Regions from separate parts of the Homo sapiens genome. Here region 2 is linked to region 1. The links are chromatin contacts, found by Hi-C or POLR2A ChIA-PET in ENCODE. All regions are on one chromosome and are shown on one strand. Each heading gives the region's core, a stretch centred on a gene start or an enhancer-like site at or near the end of the contact. The rest is flanking DNA. Distances are from core to core; before and after follow the strand shown. Region 1 holds the start of TMEM187 (transmembrane protein 187). Region 2 holds the start of TAFAZZIN (tafazzin, phospholipid-lysophospholipid transacylase).

What was found. A loop is a pair of places that touch in the nucleus more often than their neighbours do. ChIA-PET counts read pairs that join two places held with the same protein, here RNA polymerase II (POLR2A). Pooled maps may share reads with other maps.
Region 2: a loop to region 1 is called in a pooled map, with 8 times the contacts of the local background. The contact joins the promoter of TAFAZZIN here to the promoter of TMEM187 in region 1. A Hi-C loop is called at or near these places in 1 of 168 maps with a recorded cell type or tissue (CD8-positive, alpha-beta T cell) and 7 of 50 pooled maps. POLR2A ChIA-PET finds 5 or more read pairs at or near these places in 3 of 52 experiments (H1, IMR-90 and WTC11).

The regions. Positions count from the first base shown.
Region 1 is chrX:153,971,504-153,978,225 of GRCh38, reverse strand. It overlaps TMEM187 (transmembrane protein 187), which reads right to left and starts at 5,472. Exons shown (of 2, transcript NM_003492.3): 1 at 5,366-5,472. HCFC1 (host cell factor C1) reads left to right here and starts at 6,408. Exons shown (of 26, transcript NM_005334.3): 1 at 6,408-6,722. RefSeq lists silencers at 5,188-5,297, 5,408-5,857, 6,088-6,327 and an enhancer at 6,558-6,722.
Region 2 is chrX:154,409,898-154,413,047 of GRCh38, reverse strand. TAFAZZIN (tafazzin, phospholipid-lysophospholipid transacylase) reads right to left here and starts at 1,509. Exons shown (of 11, transcript NM_000116.5): 1 at 1,096-1,509; 2 at 834-962. The coding sequence starts at 1,204. It also overlaps a transcript of DNASE1L1 not described here. RefSeq lists a silencer at 983-1,522.

The DNA of each region.
Region 1 (6,722 bases), core at 4,223-6,722:
TTATTTTGTTTTTTTGAGACAGACTCTTGCTCTGTCGCCCAGGCTGGAGTGCAGTGGCGTGGTCTCGGCTCAGTACAACCTCTCCCTCCGGGGTTTGAGTGATTCTCCTGCCTCAGCCTCCTGAGTAGCTGGGATTACAACTAAAATTAGCCCGGCTAATTTTTGTATTTTTAGTAGAGACGGGGTTTCACCATCTTGGTCAGGCTGGTCTTCAACTCCTGACCTCGTGATCTACCTGCTTCGGCCTCCCAAAGTGCTGGGATTACAGGCATGAGCCACCGTGCCTGGCCTATTTTATTTTTTTATTGAGACGGAATCTTGCACTGTCTGCACTGTTGTCCAGGCTGGAGTGGTGTGATCTTGCCTCACTGCAACCTCTGCCTCCCGTTTTCAAGAGATTCTCCTGCCTCAGCCTCCTGAGTAGCTGGGATTACAGGCGCCCGCCACCATGCACAGCTAATTTTTTGTATTTTTTTTAGTAGAGACAGGGTTTCACCATGTTGGCCAGGCTGGTCTCCAACTCCTGACCTCAAGTGATCCGCCCGCCTCGGCCTCCCAAAGTGCTGGGATGACAGGCGTGAGCCACCACACCTGGCCTATTTTATTTATTTTTTGGGACAGAGTCTCGCTCTGTGGGGCAGGCTGGGGTACAGTGGCAGGATCTCGGCTCACTGCAACCTCCGCCTCCCGGGTTCAAGCGATTCTCCTGCCTCAGCCTCCCGAGTAGCTGGAAGTACAGGCGGGCCATCACGCCCGGCTAATTTTTGTATTTTAGTAGAGATGGGATTTTGCCATATCGGCTGGGGTGGTATTGAACTCCTGACCTCAACTGATCTGTCCCCCTCAGCCTCCCAAAGTGCCGGGATTACAGGCGTGAACCACTGTGCCCAGCCTATTTTATTATTTTTAATAGCATATAGAGTGACATTTTGATACATGTATATAATGTATAATGATCAAACAAGGTAATTAGCATATCCATCACCTGGAACATTTATCATTTCTTTGTGTTGGGAACATTCCAAATCCTTTCTTATAGTCTTTTGAAAATACACAAGAAATTGTAGTTAACAGTGCTCACCCTACAGTGCAGAACAGCAGGATCCATTCATGCTATGAAGCTGGCATTTTGTATTTGTTATCCGACTCCTCCGAATCTTTCCCTACTCTCTAATCTTTCCAGCTTCTAATACCCACTATGCTTCTATTTCCATGAGCTTGATTTTTTAAATATTTTACATAAGAATTAACACATACAATATTTATCTTTCTGTTCCTGGCTTATTTCACTTAACATAACGTCCTCTAGGCTCATCCATGTTGCCACAAATAACAAGATTTATCTTATTAGTTTGTTTATTTCTTTGAGACAGGGTCTCGTTCTGTCTCCCAGGCTGAGTGCAGTGGTGTGATTGCAGCTCACTGCAGCCTCCACCTCCCAGGCTCAAGTGGTCCTCTCACTTCAGCCTCCCAGGTAAATGGGACCACAGGCATGTTACCATGCCTGGCAAATTTTTAAATTTTTTTTGAAAGACAGGGTCTTGCTATGTTGCCCAGACTGGTCTCAAACTCCTAGGCTCAAGCGACCCTCTCACCTTGGCCTCCCAAAGTGCTGGGATTACAGGCGTGAGTTACTGCACCCAGCCAATAGTTTTTTATTTTTTTTATTTTTTATAGTTGGTTTTGGTTTTTTTTGAGACAGGGTCTCGCTCTGTCACCCAGGCTGGAGTGCAGTGGCACAATCTCGGCTCACCACAGCCTGCGTCTCCCAGGTTCAAGCAATTCTCCTGCCTCAGCCTCCCAAGTAGCTGGGATTATAGGCGCCTGCCACCACACCTGGCTAATTCTTGTATTTTTGGTAGAGATGGGGTTTCGCCATGTTGGCCAGGCTGGTCTCGAACTCCTGATCTCAGGTGATCTGGCCGTCTTGGCCTCCCAAAGTACTGGGATTACAGGCTTGAAACACCGCGCCCGCCAACAGTTTATTTTTAAATGGCTCAATAATATTCCATCATGTATCTATACCACATTTTCTTTACATATCAATCCACTGGTGGACACTTAGATTGCTTCCATATCTTAGCTATTATAAGTAGTACAAAGGCACGAAGAACCTACATTGGGGAAAGGATGGTCTCTTCAATAAATGGCACTGGGAAAATTGGATAAGTATGTGAAGAAGAATGAAAACTAGGCCCCTATCTCTCACCACACACAGTAATCAACTCAACATGGATTAAAGACTTAAAAGTAAGACCTGAAACTATAAAGCTACTAGAAGAGGCCAGCGCGGTGGCTCACACCTGTAATCCCAGCACACTGGGAGGTTGAGGCGGGCAGATCACTTAAGGTCAGGAGTTCTAGACCAGCCTGGCCAACACAGTGCAACCCCGTCTCTACTAAAAATACAAAAAGTAGCCGGGCGTGGTGGCGCACATCTGTAATCCCAGTTACTCAGGGGGCTGGGGCAGGAGAAATGCTTGAACCCAAGAGGAGGAGGTTGCAGTGAGCCAAGATCACACCACTGCACTCCAGCCTGGGGCGACAGAGCAAGACTCTGTCTTTAAAAAAAAAAAAAAAAAAAAAAAAAAAAAAAGGCTGGGTGTGGTGGCTCACACCTGTAATCCCAGCACACTGGGAGGCTGAGGCGGGCAGATCACCTGAGGTCAGGAGTTCCAGCCCAGCCTGTCCAACATGGTGAAACCCCATCTCTACTAAAAGTATAAAAATTAGCCAGGGTGGTGGCATGCGCCTGTAATCCCAGCTACTTGTGAGGGTGTGGCAGGAGAATCGCTTGATCCCAGGAGGCTAAGGTTGCAGTGAGCCAAGATTGTGCCACTGCACTCCAGCCTGGGTTTCAGAGTGAGACTGTGTCTCAAAAAATAAATAAATAAATAAATACAAATAATAAAATAAATAAAATAAAACTACTAGAAGAAAATGGGGAAATGCTCCAGGAAAGATTTTATGGCTAAGACCCCAAAATCACAGGCAACAAAAACAAAAACAGACAAATGGGAGTATATTAAAGTAAAAAGCTTTTGCACAGCACAGAAGCAATCAACAATGAAGAGACAATATAGGAGAAAATATTTGCAAATGATTCATGTGACAAGCACTGTTTATTTTTGAGGTGCAATGTCCATCTGCCCTACTGCAATTTAGGCCCCAAATGGGTGGGACAGGGTCTGATTCCTTGCTCTTCCTCAGATGCCCAGTGAAGCCCTGCTCAATTTCAATTCAATTATATTAAAGAACAAAGCCAGCACCTCTGCTCCCTTTTACCAGTCCTGTTTGCTATTTCACTTCTCAAGCAGGTCCTGGGGCCCACCGCATCCTCCTGGGCCTCATTCTCAGCCTTCTTGCCTTGGAGTTCCGTTGCTGAGGAGGGCCACCAGGCTTGGCATGTGGGTGCCCCATTGCCCTCTGAAGCATGGTGTTGCCACACAGGAACCACAGTCCTCACTATCACTCCATACGTCCTTGCTTCACACAAGCCTGCCATCTCAGCATGGGGCACCCGAACTCCTCCTGCCCCGTCCTCCCAGTCAAAAAAGCCTCTGGGTCCAGGGGTGTGCACACCGCAGCCCCAGCATCTTTGAGCAGCCCTGGATGGGATCATGTCTGCCCTGGCTTTCCACCCTTCCATGACCAGCTTCCCATTCCATGTCCTGGATCATGTCCCAAAGTCTTGGCCAGACTTAAAGTGCCATCCCCATCCAGCCCTGTGAGCTCCTCAGGCCCAGCTCTGTCCTGGAAGCCCTTTGCCCACTTCGCCTGGCCATTGCCCTTGACTCAGCTGTCATTTCCTCTCAGGCACTTCCCCGTTCAGCTCCTGACTCCAGCTGAGACACCAGCTGAGGCCCCGCATGGCGTCTACAGGTCCTTCCCTGCACCCACCTAGGGCCCCATGGCACCCATGCTAGTCTGACCCTCCTGCCTGCCAGCAAGCAGGGCGGAGAGCTGGAACAAGAGTCAAACACTGTCAACTTGATCGAGGAAGAACTCCAGGAAGGGCATGGAAAGCAACTCCTCTTTCCGGCTGCAGGGGTTCAGTCTATCTGACCGGGGGTACGGGCTGACAGTGACCATGTAATCAAAGCACCTGTCCAAGACCCCCAGGAAAACCGAGCTGGTTACCTTATAGCCTAGCTTCCCTGTACCTTTGAATTGCCATGATCCTTATTATGTGACACTCAAATCTCGTCACAGCTTCCCCCAGCGCCTGGCATGGGAAAGCCAACACCTCAACAGCACTGGCCCCTGGGTCTGGGGTCTTTCAGGGAAGCCCTGGGAAGCCTGACAATCTCCTGGCTAAAGGCCCCAGACTCTCCCGCACGCGTTTAAACAGCAGGCACTGTCACCTCCAGGCCTTTAGCATTTATGGTTAGTTATGTCCCCCGCTCCGCATGACCTTTCTTGCTGTCTTTCTGTGGATAAAGGAATATCAATTAACATTAATTTAGCTTCTGGACTGATTCCAGGCAAGGCCCTTGGAAACCAGCAGCTGCTTTTGTGTGTGTGTGTGTGTGTGTGTGTGTTTTTGAGACAGGGTCTTGCTCTGTCGCCCAGGCTGGAGCAGTGGCGCGATCTCAGCTCACTGCAGCCCTGAACTCCCTGGCTCAAGCCATCCTCCCACCTCAGCGTTCCAAGTACCTGGGACCACAGGCGTGTGCCACCATGCCTCCGGGTCTCGCTATGTTGCCCCGGCTAGGCTCAAGCAATCCTCCCACCTCAGCCTTCCAAAGTGTTGGGATTACAGGCATGAGCCAACGCATCAGGCCTTAGTTTTCTTATTTACCATGGGTGGGGGACTTGGGGACATATGTGAGGTAACTAGCCAAGGTCACAAAGAGCAGGTGGTGGCACAGACAGGCAAGAATTCTTCTCTTTGTCCCTTCTCAAATGGATACTTCCAACTGCATGAACTAAAACACAGACGATTACAAAATACATGTAATATGTTGAGAGGCGACTTTAAAAATATTGTTGAAAATGTGTGAGAGGGTGACGTGTGCTTCTTTACTAACGCATTAAATTACAAGGTCTTCCAGCAGGACGCATAACTTCAGTAACTTCAAAGTAATAATTCTGCCCGCCGGTAGATCTGGTAGATCTTGTAATTTAACTGAACTTCTAGACGTTTACAACAAAAGCCACAGGCTCTGACAGGACCGGTCTGTCCATTTCTACTGGCGACTGCCGCTCCCGGGCAGCAGCTTGGGTCCCCGCGCTGCGGCCTGCGCGTGGCAGGGCGGATGCCGCCGCCGCCGCCGCCGCCGCCGCGCCCGGGCGGCCTCCTAGAGGAGGCGAAACGTGGGGGCGAGGCCGGGACCCACCTCCCAGGGCTGCGGTGAGCACTTACAGTATTGGCGCGAAAAGGCCAGCTATCACCATACGGGTATTTCGCCTCACTCGCCTCGCTGGGGGAAATTCAAATCTCCGAAAAGGGAGGATCCGAGCAGCGCCGGTGCGCCTGCGCGCAGGGCGGGACTCGAAGCCTGGGAAGCGGGCGGGGCGAGGTGACGCGAGATGACGCGGACGCCTCCCGCGGTCGCCCGCCCGGCTCGTGCGCCACCGGCCCGACTGCGGGCCTCTCGGCAGTGGGGGCGGCCGAGCGCGCGGCGGTCTGGGGCGCGCGGCCCGGCTCATTTTGCTGCGGCGCGGGCGGAGGCGGTGGCGCCCGAGGGCGGGCCCCGCAGCCTGGGAGCCTGGGAGCGGGCGGAGGCTCCACCCCCGGGCGCCGGCGCTCGGCTGCGTCGCCTCCCACTGTCGCCCCGCCCCCGGCTCCCCCGCGGCGCGCCTCGGGCCGCCTCCTGCGGCTGCTGGGTGTGCAGGGCGCGAAAATGCTCGCTTCCCGGCCGCAGGCGCGGCTGCAGTGGCTGTTCGCCAACCCCGGCCACCTGCGTGCCGCTGTCCCCAGTGCTGGTTAAAGGCAGTTCTTCGGGCGTGCGTCCCTTATCAACCCGAGAGACCGTTCCCAAGGGGGCGGGGCCGAGCGCGTCGGAGGGGTTAGCAGTCTCATCCGGGCATTTCCGAGATGCCGCCGCCGCCATCTTTGTTTTGTGCTGAAAGTCGCTATTGACGCCCGCGGACGGCCGGGCGAGGGGAAGTGGCAAGATGGCGGCTCCCAGGGCGGAGGCGTGGAGGCTCGCCCGGTGGGGGGGCCGTGGGGCGGGGCGCGCCTGCGCCTGCACCTGATCTGAGCGCGACTCGAGCTTTAGCCCAGCGCGCGGCAGCGCCGACCCCCACCCCCGCCGCGAGGCAGCGCAGGGGTCCTTTAAGAGGCTTGGGCCCAGGGGCGAAGCGGTGCGAGGGCGAGTGGGGGGAAGCGGTGACGTCACCCGGCTCCGCCTCCTCGCCCGACCGCCGGCGCCGCTGCCGCCATGTTTAGTTGTTACTTCTTCACACAAGATGGCGGCTCCCAGGGAGGAGGCATGAGCGCCCTGCCGTTACCGCTTCTTCTGCCGTACAGTTGCCGCTTCGGGGCCTAACTCTAGCTCTTTGAAGCGGCTCCTGTGGGAAGGAGTCATAAGGCGGGAAGTGAGGATCGGACACCGCCTTGAGTTTGGTGTGCAGTGGAAGAACTGACCTAGGAGGAAGAGAATAGGGGGGAACGGGGAGCTAGTCTCAAGATGGCGGCTCCCACGGCGGCAGGCGCAGCCTGAGCAGCAGAGGCGGACTAAGGGGAGAGGCGCGAGACTTCACAAGCCGTACGGCGC
Region 2 (3,150 bases), core at 260-2,759, 440 kb before region 1:
TGGCTCCTCCCTCTCCCCCACCCTCCACATCTTACTAATCACTGCACCTGGACTGCCTACCTCCCCAACATACTTGGACAATGCCCATTCTTCTATACTTCTCCCTGTACTGTCACTGCAACCAGCCCAGTCTAGGCTAGTGGATGGCTCCAAGTCCTCCTTCCTGGCCTCCCAGGATCCACCTGTGACATCTATAGGCCTTTCTCCACCCAGCAGCCAGGGTGAGCTCTGAAGGGCTCCAGTGTGGCTAGGTGGCTCCCCATGAACTCTAGGACAGTTAAGCTCTCTGTTCAGGAGTGGAAGCCCCAGGCACCCCTCCACCCGGCCATCTGGTTACCAGAGCCAAGCAACTTCCTGTGAAGTCAGCAGAGCAGGAACCTCTAGGTGTGGCAACCAGGCTCCCAAATAGGGCTGAACGGTACACGCCCAGCCAGGGGCAAACCTGAAGCCAGGACACTGGGCTTCCAGTCCCTGGCCCAGAACTTCCTCACAGGATATCCTATGTCCAACCCCCAAATTTTTCCCAAGACTGTGGGGCCCTGGATGGTTTAGAGAACAGAGGGTTCTGGAGGCCTGACGTTAAAGGAGCTGTAAGATATGCCCTGTGGCCGTTCCTTGGTCCTGCTCCATGCCCAAGGCCCTCTCCAAATCATGCTCCCTCAGGGATGCTGCAGGAGCCACAAATCCAAGTCTCAGCCCTGGGGCAGAACGCCCGGAAACCGGAGTGCCAGGGCTCCATGAAAAGGCAGCGAGAAGGGGTTTGTTCTGACGAGGCTGGGCCCGTCCCGAATCCTCGCCTTTCCTCCCCCTGCCCAGCACACTGGCCCGGGTACCCCAGAGATGAGGGTCGTCCATGCAGGACTGGTGATTGGACACGGTGATGAGGGGCGTGGCCGGGCCTCGCTTCTCGATGAGCTCGTACAGCACCTCCCTGTTGTGCACGGTCAGGTGGTTCATGTACTCTGGCGGGGAAGGAGAAGTCAGGCGCTCCGGGCTCGCCCGCTAGGTCGGGGCCGCGGCGTCCCCCACCCTAAGTCCCACCTCCGGCCGGGCATGGGTACCCGGGCGGGCCTGCCTCGGCCTGGGCCCACTCACTGGTCCAGAAGCAGCTGTAGGTGCCCACCAAGCCCATGACGACGCTGCTGGCCAGGGTCCAGGTGAGCGGCGGCACCGCGGGGAACGGCCACTTCACGTGCAGAGGCATCCCCACCCGGCCCGCGGCCGGCGCTCCCAGCGCCCCGGGCCGGCCTGTGGGGCGCCTCTAGGTCTGCGACCTCGACCGCTCGAGACACTGGCCCCTGACTGGCCCGCGCACGGACGGACGGGGGCGCGGCGCAACAGGGGACTGGACCGAGGTCCCTTCGCAGGTCAGGCCGGAGCAGCGCCCGGCCCCGCTCTCTCGTCACTGGGGAGCGGTCGCCGGGGTCACAGGCCGTGGGCGCGCTGCGGAACGGGAGGAAACGGGAAGGCGGGCGCTGGCACCCCGGCCCGGTGCAACCGCCGGAAAGCGAACCTGCGCCGGTGCCCAGCCCGACCGACTGTCGCAAAGCGCGCACGGGCCGCTTGACGGCAGCGAGGCCAGCCCCGGGGCGGCGGGAAGTGGCCGTCACCCCGTGGGGCTCCCGCTTCCTGGCAGCCTCCTGCGCTCGCCTTTTGTCTCTCTAGTGTTTCTGTTTTTTGTTTGACACAGGGTCCAGCCAGACCCAGGCTGGAGTGCAGTGATGGGATCATGGCTCACTGCAGCCTCGATCTCCCAGACTCAAGCGATTCTCCTGCCTCAGCCTCCCGAGTAGCTGGGACCACAGGCGCCCGCCATCACACTCTGATCCACCCGCCTCGGCCTCCCAAAGTGTTGGGATGACAGCCGTGAGCCACCCCGCCCAGCCACATATACAATTTGACATAGTTACAGTACTACATGATACTATGTGTATGTAGCAATGTATAATCTACTGTATGGCAAAATATACAATATATACAGCAATATATACAAACATATTGTGTATCATATGTAATACAAGAAACAGTATTTTATACCATCTGATACAGTCACAATGTCAGCTACTACCTCTAGTTCTGAAACATATTCATGACCCGGAAAGAAAGCCCCCTATGCATTAAGCAGCCAGTTTTTTATTTTTATTTTATATTTATTTATTTATTATTATTTTTTTAGGAGTCTCGCTCTGTCGCCAGACTGGAGTGCAGTGGCACAATCTCGGCTCACTGCAACCTCCGCCTCCCGGGTTCAAGCTATTCTCCTGCCTCAGCCTCCTGAGTAGCTGGGACTACAGGCGCAGGTCGCCACGCCCGGCTAATTTTTTTTTTTTTTTGTATTTTAGTAGAGATGGGGTTTCACCATGTTGCCCAGGTTGGTCTCGAACTCCTGAGCTCAGGCAGTCCACCCACCTCAGCCTCCCAAAGTGCTAGGATTACAGGCATGGGCCACCGCACCCGGCAGTTTTTTATTTTTATTTTTATTTATTTTTATTTTTGAGACAGAGTCTTGCTCTGTTGCCCAGGCTGGAGTGCAGTGACGAGATCTCAGCTCATTGCAACCTCTGCCTCCCAGGTTCAAGCGATTCTTCTGTCTCAGCCTCCTGAGTAGCTGGGATTACAGGCGCAAGCCACCACACCTGGCTAATTTTTGTATTTTTAGTAGAGGCTGGGTTTCTTCATGTTGGTCAAGCTGGTCTCGAACTCCCGGCCTCAGGTGATCTGTCTGCCTCTCCTCCCAAAGTGTGAGTCATCCTACCTGGCCTGTTTTTTATTTTTAAACCATAATTTATTGATTTTTTTTTTTGAGATGGAGTCTCGCACTGTCGCCCGGGCTGGAGTGCGAGTGCAGTGGTGTGATCTCGGCTCACTGCAAGCTCCGCCTTCCAGGCTCAAGCAATTCTCCTGCCTCAGCCTCCTGAGTAGCTGGGATTACAGGCGCCCACCACCACGCCGGGCTAATTTTTTGTATTTTTAGTAGAAACGGGTTTCATTATGTTGGCCAGGCTGGTCTTGAACGCCTGACCTCGTATCCACCCGCCTCAGCCTCCCAAAGTGCTGGGATTACAGGCATGAGCCACCACGCCCAGCCCATAATTTATTGATTTTTTAAAATTTGTCCAGCCTTCTATTACCACGTCGAATCCATTAGCT